2 separate regions of the Homo sapiens genome follow, and region 1 is linked to region 2. The links are chromatin contacts, found by Hi-C in ENCODE. All regions are on one chromosome and are shown on one strand. Each heading gives the region's core, a stretch centred on a gene start or an enhancer-like site at or near the end of the contact. The rest is flanking DNA. Distances are from core to core; before and after follow the strand shown.

Region 1 (5,962 bases), core at 3,136-5,635, 430 kb after region 2:
AATAAATTCATCAATCCCAATCTTTCCTTTTTCTTTTTTCTTTTTCTTTTTTCTTTTTTCTTTTCTTTTTTTTTCTGAGACGGAGTTTCACTCTTGTTGCCCAGGCTGGAGAGTGCAATGGCGCGATCTCAGTTCACTGCAACCTCCGCCTCCCAGATTCAAGAGATTCTCCTGCCTCAGCCTCCCAAGTAGCTAGGATTACAGGCACCCACCACTCTGCCCGGCTAATTTTTATATTTCTAGTAGAGACAGAGTTTCTCCATGTTGGTCAGGCTGGTCTCAAACTCCCGACCTCAGGTGATCCACCCACCTTGGCTTCCCAAAGTGTTGGGATTACAGGCGTGAGCCACTGCACCCGGCCCCTTATTTATTTATTTATTTATTTATTTATTTATTTATTTATTTATTTGAGACAGAGTCTCACTTTGTTGCCCAGGCTGGAGTGCAGTGGTGCAGTCTTGGCTCACTGAAGCCTCAGCCTCCCGAGTAGCTGGGACTACAGGCGCACACCACCATGTCCAGCTAATTTTTGTATTTTTAGTAGAGACGGAATCTCACCATGTTGGCCAGGCTGGCCTCAAACTCCTGACCTCAAGTGATCCACCCGCCTTGGCCTCCCAAAGTGCTGGGATTACAGGCGTGAGCCACCATGCTCAGCCAACCAAAATCTTTCAACTCTCCTCATACGACCTGGCTTTCAGACCCTTCATCCTCCTGCACACCACAGCCAGGAGTTGGGTGGGATTAGGGAAGCATCTAGTGTGCAAAATTTAAGGAAGCACTTATTCTCAGGGCCATGGAGATGCCAACCATGCCCATGCACGGTCTTGAGTACCTCCTTGAGAATGAGGCATCTAGGGGCCTGGTGTGGTGGCTCACACCTGTAATCCCAGCACTTTGGGAGGCCGAGGCGAGTGGATCACCTGAGCTCAGGAGTTCAAGACTAGCCTGGCCAACATGGCAAAACCCCGTCTCCACTAAAAAGTACAAAAATTAGCCAGGCGTGGTGGTGCCTGTAGTCCCAGCTACTCGAGAGGCTGAGGCAGGGAGAATTGCTTGAACCCTGGAGGTCGAGGTTGCAGTAAGCCAAGATGGTTGTGCTGCACTCCAGCCTGGGTGACAGAGCAAGACTGCATCTCAAAAAAAAAAAAAAAAAAAAAAAAAAAAGGCACCTAGGGCAATTGTACGACACTGAAAGTGAGTGCTTCCTTAAATTTTGCACCCTAGTCATGTCTCTTGCCTCGTCTTAGTCTCAGTCCTACAGTTCACCATCCATCGTTTCAGTACCTACTCCCATTTTCTAGGATCCCACTGACCTCAGGTTCCCAGCATTGAATGCAGAGATAGGGCAGGCCCCTCCTTGTCTGAGCTGCTGCTGTACTCTCGGGTGCCTAATGCTAAGCCAACTCTTTTGACTCATAAATAGTCTGCTGTCACCTAAACCACCAGGTTTTTGTCACATGAGCAGCATACAAACCAGGTCTTCTCTATCCTATCCTTCTCTGCTGATTTTGAACCTCCAGAGTCCTTTAAAGGGGACACTCAAAAGCCTAAGGAGTCACAGCCATAGAAGAACTGGGTCAAGGAGATGGGGGAAGAGACAACAGGGTCACAGAGATGGGGGAGTTAGGGAGATAGAGATCAGAGAGATGAGATCAGAGATAAAACCTACAGACAGGATTGGAGCGATGAAGTCAAAGGGATGGAGACATCGAGGAAATAAGAGTAGGGTCAGGGAGGAAGGCCAAAAGCTTAGGGACCTGAGAATTAGAAACCTGAACAATCGGCCAGGTGCGGTGGCTCACGCCTGTAATCCCAGCACTTTGGGAGGCCGAGGCGGGTGGATCATGAGGTCAGTGTTCGAGACCAGCCTGGCCAACATGGTGAAACCCTGTCTCTACTAAAAATACAAAAATTAGCTGGGTGTGGTGGTGCCTGCCTGTAATCCCAGCTACTCTGGAGGCTGAGGCAGGAGAACTGCTTGAACCTGGGAGGCAGAGGTTGCAGTGAGCCGAGATCACCCCACTACACTCCAGCCTGGGACAGAGCAAGACTCCATCTCAAAAAAGAAAGAAAGAAAGAAAGAAAGAAACCTGAACAATCTATCAAAGATTAGGAAAAGAAAGAATTCAGTATATACAGGGCTTAAGGAAGGAAGAGACCCATGTGGGGGCAAAGAGCTGGAGAGAGGGCTGAGATGGAGCAAGGCTGTGGGGATGGGGGAGACCAACGTGATCAGGGAGGATAAATTAAGCGAAAACAAAGATCTCTCTGCTCTCATTTTTTTGTGGATGTTGGATTAAAGAGAGGAACCATCACCAGCCTCTCTCTGTCCTTCCTTCCACTTTCCACCTCTCTGTACCAGGAAGACCTGAGGGATAGGGAAGGAGCCACCACTGCTACTCTGGTGCCCAAGATCAACCCACCCTTGGGTTCTGTGAGGTTCTGGTCTCCTGCTCTCGGATTCACCTAGGATCAGGATTCAGCAATCAGATCTGTCTGTCCCCTCTAGAGAGTGTGCCCCTTCCCTGCTAGGAATCCAGGAAGAGGCCGGGAGGGTTATAGGAGCAGGGTCTGGGCTGGCTGTGGGTTCAGTGTTTCAAGATAAAATTGGTTGGTGGACCACAAAAAAGGGCAGTACCAGGAAAGGCTGAACTGAGGGTTTGCATTGAGCTGGGAGGAGCACATCATCCCCAATTAAATCTCATAATCCTTGGCTAAGAATCATAGCTCTTGAGAGGAGTCCCTTAGAAAGGAGTAAGCCCTGCACTGATGGCTGTGCCACCTCCACTCTGCCCAGTGAGAAGAGGAAGGCTCAAATAAGCTCGCTTCAGCTGTTTAACACTCTTCCTTGGGGTCTGGGCTTTCCCTTAACCAAGGGCAATGGGGATAGGGGTCCTCTCACTGGAGGAGAAAAGGGGAAGGAGGTGTCTGGGGACGCAGGGGCGGGGCTAAGAGCAGGAAATGATCTGGGAACCACCATCACCCTCCCTCCGCTGCAAGCACCACAGCCCAGAGCAGAGGAGGGGACAAAGAGGAAATGACAGATTGGGGTGGGGTGGAATGGGGTGGAGTGGGGAAAGAATTATGCCTTTCTCTAGGAGGAGCTTGAAGTGCCAAAAACAAGCTGGGCTGGGCAGCCAGGGTGCCTGGGTTCAATTTCAAATTGAATCAAGAAATGATTTTGAGTGGCTGCTCCATGCCAGGCCCCGTTGTGAACCTGATATTGTCCCTGGTCCTTCTGGCTTCAAAGCCCACTCTAAGGTAACCCAGGGAGGGAGCTGGGTGAGCTCCACAGACAGCTCCACACCCACCCTCCTTTGCACCCTCCACCTCCAGCTTCAAGCCAGGCCTCACACCCTCTCTTTCATTCTTCCCCATTTCAGCAGCTTCTCCCCTTGCCCCCCACTTTGAACCTGTTTCTCTTTTGCACAGGGACAACAAGAGAATCACAAAGACTAGGGGCAGAGGTTGTTTCCAGCCCGACATCATCCCCTGCGGCCCAGCAAGGCTGCAGTGGGAACAGAGCCCATGACCTTGTCCTTGGGTGTTCTCCAGCCAGGAAACCACCCGCCTCAAGGGCCATCTTGAGACCCTTCTGGGGCCATTTCCCTGTCTCCTTTCATTCAGACCTAAGGATAATCATTTCCCCTTCAGCCACTCCTCTCCTGACCCTGTCGCCTCACCCTCCCTCTCCTGTTCCCAGTCACCTGCCCGCTGTTTCATCCACTCCTCCTCGGTTTCCAGTCTCTCCATCCTCCCCCTCACTGCTACCTGGGTACTCACATTCTCATCCCCTCAGCCACCCCATCCCCAGAAAGTTACACAAGGGAGCCGCCCTGCCTTCTTCACTGAGCCACATTTCCTGTCTTGCCCACTTACAGTTCTCTTGAATGGTGACCCCAGGCCACTGCCCCTTCCCCAGGAGCACCGGAAACTGCTTCTGCCCTTCAGGCTGGATCGGGCTGCAGATGCCCAGTGCCTCCCCACCCACCCTGCAGAAGCTGAGCCGGCCTCCTTACCCTCCTGGCCTGAGTGCTGCAGGTGCTCCTGCAAGTCGCACCCAAAAACCCGCTCCTTTGCGCTGCCCTTCTTCTTTCCTTTCTGCCGAGACTTCATGGCCAGAGCCCCAGGGCACTGGCCCGGTCACCTCTATCCCCCAAGACCTGTGCCCTACCAGTCCCCCATGGGATCCCAGCCAGCTGCTGGGCTTGGCCCGGCCCCAGGGGGGCAGGGCTCCCAATTGGGGGTGGAGGGTGGCCTGGGCAACGGGCAGCAGCTCCTGCCCCTGGGGCCCCGGCCACACGGAAGTGGCTGTTGAAGAGGAAGCTACCAGGACCCTGGCAAGAAATTGTGTCCTGTGTCTCGTGGCCCAGCCTGGCACTCGCCCTCCTCGCCCCGCTCAGCTTTAGGGGGCAGGAAGCAGTGCAGCTCCTTAACCCACTTCCTGTTAGAGCATCTTTGCAACCACAGGGCCTAGGGTGGGGGAGGTAGCTGACATTCACATCCTCACCCTTTGCTTGGACTTCATTCATTGGTCAGGGGAGGTGATGTCAGAGCCCTGGGGTGGGGTGATGGCGTCTGTGGTGTGAGCAGGTGACCAACTCCCTTAGAGACCAGAATTCTTGGGTCCAAGGTAGAGACCTGGGGCTTGCCTGGGAGCAAGTTGACACAGGGCTGTAAAAAGCACACTCACAAGGGAGGATGCCTGGGTTCTGCCTCTGATGGATCTAGCACCTCAGTCAAATCGCATTACTTCACTGAGCCTCAGTTTCCAAACCTAGGAAAATGAAGGGAGCAGACTAGAGGACCTTTAAATCCTCCCACCTCTAAGAGTCTGTAAAACTCATTTAACTTGAGTTTCAGTTTCTTTACCTGTAAAAAAGGGTACACTGCTGCCTATTTCACATAGCTGTTGTTGAGTCTCCAGTACAATAAGGAATTCAGGCTGGGCGCAGTGGCTCACGCCTGTAATCCCAGCACTTTGGGAGGCTGAGGCGGGTGAATCACCTGAGGTCAGGAGTTCGAGACCAGCTTGGCCAACATGGTGAAACCCTGTCTCTACTAAAAATACAAAAACTAACTGAGCATGGTGACGGGTGCCTGTAATCCCAGCTATACGGGAGGCTGAGGTGAGAGAATCGCTTGAACCTGGGAGTCGGAGGTTGCAGTGAGCTGAGATAGTGCCACTGCACTCCAGCCTGGGTGACAAAGTGAGACTTCATCTCAAAAAAAAAAAAAAAAGGAATTTAAAACACTTTGCAAACTAAGGTACTGGCCATCCTCGAAAGGGTTCTTAGCTTCACTTTCCTACCAGGGGACTCTCAGAGATGGCCAAAGGCCTTGTGGAGGCCAATTCTTTCCCTTCCCTCCCAGCTACAGGCATCCTAAGTCTTCCCCTACTTGGGACTACAGGAAGGATGGTACCGAGACAGAGAGTATGTGACTCAGAGCTTACACAGTTCAAGGGGCAAGACAGGAGCCAGACAGAACAAGTTTTGTCTGTTTATTTAAAAACAGAATATCATTTTATGTACAAATATGCACATATTTACATAAAATGTACATGTTAGGATCTTAGATCTTCAGGCTCCACATTCGAAGTCCTAGGCTGGCTGGGGAACGAAGGATGGGAGCCTCTCCCTTAGGCCAGAAATCCAGCAGATTTCAGACTAAGAAGAGTTTGGGTACTAAATCTAGGTATTCTGGCTGAGTGTATCTGGGTGGGCCAGCTAAAAATAAACCTCATTGAACTCCAGCCCCAACCCAGAGAAACATCCAGAAGAGCCTTGAATTAGTGATCCAAAACCCAGGGGGAAAGGCGACATTCTCACCCCCAGCACCTCCTTCACCTCACCTCAACTCCTACTCTCTCGGTCTATAATCACTGCTCTCTCTCTCCCCAACACCACTATTGAACAGGAGCCCTTGTCACCAGGTCCAAGCAATTCCCTAAGGTATC
Region 2 (5,854 bases), core at 2,790-5,289:
AGGGAGGAGAAGAGAGTCCCTTATTATTAAGGCCTTTAGACAACATCGTGTCAGCAGATCAGGAAGGACAGACTGGAGGCTCTCCCTCTTCCTCTTTGGCTATCCCTGGGGTTGCCAAGTCCTTCGTGGTCTATAAGAACTGCCTTGAGGATCCCCACTATATTCTCAATACTTCAAAACTGTCAATAGAAATCTTCAAATTACTTAGGATAGAGTTGTATAGATTAACTAGAGTACTGGGTCTTTATCAACTCAGATTTATTGTTCAGGCATCTAAAAAGCACAGAGAAGTTAAATGGCTTCCCTAACTAGTAAGTGGCAGAGTCAGGATTAGAATTCAGTTCTGCTAATTCCTCTACCAGGGTTTTTTCCACCATTGAATATACAGGATGAAGGATGGAGAGCAAATAAAAGTGATTCTGAGCTCATGAGCCCAGGAAGCATTTCAGATCATGAGGAAAACAGAAAAATCTGAGGAATGTGGAGTCAGGAAGTGATAAGCCCAGTGTTCAAACTGTGGAATCCTCTCTCTCCAAACACCCTGAGATAGTTAATAATGTCGACAGTGAGATATTACTGTATTTCTCTTTTCCAAAAAAGCTGAGCCAACAACAAGGTTAAAAAAAAAAATACCAAGAGCCTTTCAAACCACTATGAGGGTTCCTGCTGCTGATTATTTCACACCTCCTCTCTCCTCAAACCCACAACCTGCCTTTCCCCCTCCTCTCTCATGTGACGACTTTGCTTTTTGTTTCACTGAAGTATAAAATAGAAAACACAAAAAGAGAACTTCCACTTATTACCACCACTAAATCAACCTACCTACCTGGATGGATGGTCTACATTCCCACTTAAGTCGAGCCTCTTCCTCCACGGAGCACTCACCTACTTCAAGGCTTTGTTTCGGCAATTGCCTCTGTCCCTCACATTATCAGGTTTTTTTTTACTAGGTTATTTCCATCAATACACAACATATAAACTTGTAGTTTCCTTATATTAAAACTATCTCCCCTGATCCCAGGTCCATCCCCAGATACCTCTCCATTTCTGTTTTCCTTTACAGCAAAGTGCTTTAATGTGTGTTTATAGTTTCTTTTCCCATTTCCAGACCCATTTTTCCTTGGACCCACTATAAACAGGTGTTCTTCCCCACTGCTCGCTGGAACCACCTTTGTCAAGGTCACTGTCTACTCCACTAAGCCAAGTCAAAGTTCTTATCTTACTTGCTTTCTCAGGGGTACTTGACATAGTTCATCCATCCCTCCTTCAAACGCTGTCATCATTTGGCTCAGGGAACAACATACTCTCCCGGTTTTTCTCCTATCCTATATAGGTTGCCTCTGCTCAGTTTTCTTGGCAGGAGCCTTCTGCTCTTCTGGACTTCTAAATACTGGAGCATCTCAGTACTCGGAGTTCTCATTCTCATCCACACTCATCCAGTTTCTCACCCAATTGCACAGTCTGACATATTTCTGGGATGCTACAGGGTTATATCTCCCAACCAAAACCTTCACTGCACTCCCAACTGCCTACACAAGACAGGACTTGGAGGTCTAAAGGGCATTTCAAACTTAGCAAACAAACTCTTGGTTCCAGAACACCTTCTGCAAACATTATAATTCAGCCAATTTGTCAGGCCAAAACACTGGAAACATCCTTGATTCCTTTCTTTCTCGCATACTCCAAACTCAATTTTTTTTTTTCTGTGAGATGGAGTCTTGTGCTGTCGCCCAGGCTGGAGTGCAATGTTGCGATCTCGGCTCACTGCAACCTCTGCCTCCCGGGCTCAAGCAAGTCCCCTGCCTCAGTCTCCTGGGTAGCTGGGATTACAGGTGCCTGCCACCATGCACTGCTAATTTTTTGTATTTTTAGTAAAGACGGGGTTTCACCATGTTGGCCAGGCTGGTTTCGAACTCCTGACCTCAAGTGATCTGCCCGCCTCGGCCTCCCAAAGTGCTGGGATTACAGGCATGAGCCACTGTGCCCAGCCATACTCCACACTCATTTTAACAGCAAATCCTCCTGGCTCTGACTTCAAAATATGTCTGGTATCTGAACCCTTTTCACCTCCTGCATTTCCACCACCATCATCCCAGGCCTGGGTACTGCCGTCTTCTTCCAGCTGATCTCCCTGCATTCATACAATAGATGGAATCATCTTTAAAAACCATGTCCTATTTTGTCTCTCTCCTGCTTTTAAATTTCTGTGGCTTTCTAGCACCGATAGAATAAAACCATAGTCCATTATTGATATGGCTTCAAAGGCCCTGCATGCCCAGTCCGTGGCACTGTTCCAACTCCATTTCCTGCCCTCCTCTTTGCTCACTGTGCTACGGCCACACTGGCTCCTGGCTGTTTCTTAAACCCACCAAGAACATTCCTGTCTCAGAACTTTTGCTTTTGCTGTTCCTCTCTCTGAAGAATTTCTTCCCTTCCATACCTGGGTAGCTCATTCTTTCACTTTATTTTAGGTATCTGCTCAAAACAGTTTCTCCTCCAAGAGGCCTCCTCTGACCATCTATCTAAAATAGCTTTGTGTTTCTTTCTGCACTTATCACTGCATTATATTATACTGTATATTTGTTTGTTTTATTTTTGTCTCTCCCACTAGAATGCAAAAGCCTCAAGAGGAAGAACTTCATTTTGTTCACTATTTTGACCCCAAGACCTACAAACAGGTGCTATGTGCTTAGTATATAGGAGGCATTTAATAAATATCTGTTCAATGAATGAATGCTGAAAACCATAATACCTGACCAAAGCCTCTTATTTAGGTTATTAGGTTTGTCATATATATATATATATATATATATATATATATATACACACACACACACACATATATATATATACACACACACATACATATATATATACATACACATATATATATATCTGAACTTAACCATAAGCTAGTGTTCATAAAAGAAGGAGCCCATGACTCAAAGAGAGCATAGATTGTTCTAGCTGATAAGAAAGTCAGAGAGTAAAATAGAACCATCAGCTTAAGTAATGCAGCTACCTAGAAGAGACTCTTTCACAACTGACTTGTGGCTAAGATGAGCTATTGGAAAATTGGACACACTGGCCCAAATATTCTTGTCACCAAAATACCCCGAAATCCCCATGTTGCTCAGTAAAGGGCTCAGCTAATAGTAGACTAGAGATTCAGTGATTGGGGAAGAAGAAAAAGAAGTCTATCTGGGCTAAAATCTGGCCTAGAGTGATTGAAATTCTTAATTGTTGAGGAAAAGTGAGAAAGGCAATTAGGCATTTGTCTTTTAAAATATTGCGAATATATTAAGCTTAAAACAGAGTGCTCTCCCCTGCTGCTTGATGACATGAGGAACATTATAGTTATTGTGGTGGTGGTGGTTGTTTTTACATTAATATACTGGGAAGCATGTTGGATTTTCTTCCACCACACTTATGGATGCCTGACTGTCTAGATAATGTGACCCCTTTGGTGGCTACATACCTGACTTGTAGGCACAGTACCTAAAAGAGTAACTTCTTGAATCCTGAACCTAAACTTCTGTGTATAAAGAAATGAGAAAAAATTTAAAGCCATATGTGCAAGTATGAACTTCCAGACTTTTGTATAAAAAGTTGTATAGATGAGCGTATACATATTTTTCTGGGAGCACATCCATAAATGCCATCTCTTAAAGGGATCTGAGATTCAAAACAAGATTAAAAATTGCTAGCGTAGTGTTGATTTTTAAAGACCAACTTTGATAGGGAGAAAAAAAGAATAAAAAATCCCATTTTCAGGCCATAACCCATCGCCACCACTCCCCAAAATGGCTCCCATGCACTCCTTCCCCACCTAACCTTGCACACTCTTTGCGCCATGGTTGCTTTCAGAACTTGGAGTTGATTGGGGGAGGAGAAAGAGGGATATAAGAGAGGTAGGGAATAACCAAAAAAATAAAAAAATAAAAAAATAAAATAAACGAAAGAACATAGAAGGAGAAAGAGGAAGAGGAAAAGGGAGGGGTAGATGAGAGAGGCTGAGTGGTTTTATGCACACTCAGTCATGAGGAGTGGAACCAAAACTTCATCAGGAAGAGACCCTTATACCCCACAACCCACATAAAGAATGATGACGCAATACCTGAGTGTGTGAGTGTTGGGGTCTGGAGGGGGTACTTGAGATCACCCTCACATAAGCACAAGGTGGAAAAATAAGTGGGGGCTTTAAAGTGGTTCATAAAACCCCTCGAGTGGCGTCCCTGCTCCTGAAACATCCTGCTAGATGAGTGTTTTCCAGTGTGTCTGTGATTCAGCCAGCCCTTATTTACTAAAAGAGTCTGGGAGGAAACATTTGTAGCTGTTAACACCAACTCACTTTCCTTCATGGGTAATTCTACTTCGAAAAATGAGTGATTCACATGGGCCTATGGAGTTTGGTCAAAAATTATTAATAGTAGGATTTAGCCAACCCTCTCACAAGATGGGCTTCTACCTAATGATAACTCTTTTTGTTTTATTGTATTATATTTTTTTGCCTAGCCCTGACACTTTCATATGTGCTTTTAGCATCTTGCTACAGTATTCTTTCAGGTACAGAAGGAACAGAACTTACAGACCCCACAGTTCTTTTGGTAAATTTAGGCTCAGAAAGAAAAGACATCTTGTCTGTGTTTGCTTTTTAAACTGTATCCCCATCAGTCAAAGTCCTATTTTTATTATTTGGCACTGCTGGGTCTTTCTATCTTAGACTATTAGTATGTACGTTCCCTAGCCTTAGAGGCTATAACCACTCTTTATTTGCCTAGCTAACAACTTCCATCTTTCTGGTCTCCATTTTGACATCTCTTTCATAGGGAAGACTTTCCTGACTCCTGACTTAGGTTGGGTTTTCCTGTCACAGACTTCCAATGGACAATGAACGCACTCCTTCATATCATTCATCACGTGTTCAACTCTGGTTCAATGCCTGTAATCCCCCACTCTTATAAGCTTCCAAGAGTAGGGACTGTGTCTGTTTTATTCACTACAGTATCCCTAACACCCACCTGGGACATAGTAGGAGCTCAGTAAATCCTTGTTGCCCAAGTGAATTAATAAAACAGAATGGGATGAATGAAAAATGAGCAAATGACAACACAGAGTCCAAGTTCTCCTCCCTCCAAAAGCAGAATGTACTCTGATTTGCCTTTATAGTATCCCTAAGAGGTATATTATGGAAGAAAGTGGTGGGGACCCTTTTCCCCACTTGCCAGCTGAGGACATGGAAGTGCCTTAAATATAAACCCTAGGTTTCAGGTACAACAGACAACTTGCCAAGAACACTTGAAACCCTTTACCTCTGCATTTGTGCCTCCTTCTAGAACGCTCCTTCTCAAGTTCCATAAAAATCAAGCCCATCGGACCCATTTATTTGGGGCTAAGTTTTTAATATTCATTTTTATTAACTTTATCCCAAATGTGCACATGAGATATACTGGATTAGAGTTAAATTTCTTATTAAATGACTCACAGTAAATAGTAAATGCTTTGGCCCCCCACTTCCCCCTAGGATGATGTGATAAGAGCAAGGTCAATTGCTCTATGTGAGTAAACAGACACTCCATAGGTAAGAAACAAGGACAAATTATTTTCCCTACCTATAAAAGAGGGAGGAGGCAGCTATCCCCCCTCCCCGTCTTAAAGGTCTGCTCCTTATTCCAACACTTTGGTAGGTAGATAAATCTCTCCAGGAGCCAGATAGTCCGTTACATGTCTTGGCTTTTATGGCAAGTCCTGGGACTTGACTCCAAGTTCTGGGGCTCATTCCTTCTTGCATGCTGCATAATGATGGCACAAGCTTATGCTGGCCTGCTTAGGAAGATAGTGACTCCAGGCTTCA

Evidence for each region. Hi-C counts contacts between places; a loop is a spot of excess contacts on that map. Pooled maps may share reads with other maps.
Region 1: a loop to region 2 is called in a pooled map, with 6 times the contacts of the local background. The contact joins the promoter of ARHGAP30 here to the enhancer-like site in region 2. A Hi-C loop is called at or near these places in 4 of 50 pooled maps.

The regions. Positions count from the first base shown.
Region 1 is chr1:161,065,506-161,071,467 of GRCh38, forward strand. It overlaps ARHGAP30 (Rho GTPase activating protein 30), which reads right to left and starts at 4,386. Exons shown (of 12, transcript NM_001025598.2): 1 at 4,023-4,386. The coding sequence starts at 4,119. NECTIN4 (nectin cell adhesion molecule 4) reads right to left here. Exons shown (of 9, transcript NM_030916.3): 9 at 5,493-5,962. RefSeq lists an enhancer at 3,679-4,225 and a silencer at 4,122-4,271.
Region 2 is chr1:160,637,537-160,643,390 of GRCh38, forward strand. The region is part of intron 1 of SLAMF1 (signaling lymphocytic activation molecule family member 1); the gene reads right to left. Among named protein-coding and RNA genes, the nearest start is that of SLAMF1, 6.6 kb to the right of the region's middle. RefSeq lists an enhancer at 3,034-3,193. Within about 2 kb of position 4,040, at least 5 of the 41 ENCODE cell types and tissues checked have a DNase peak (open chromatin) inside an H3K27ac peak, as active enhancers do.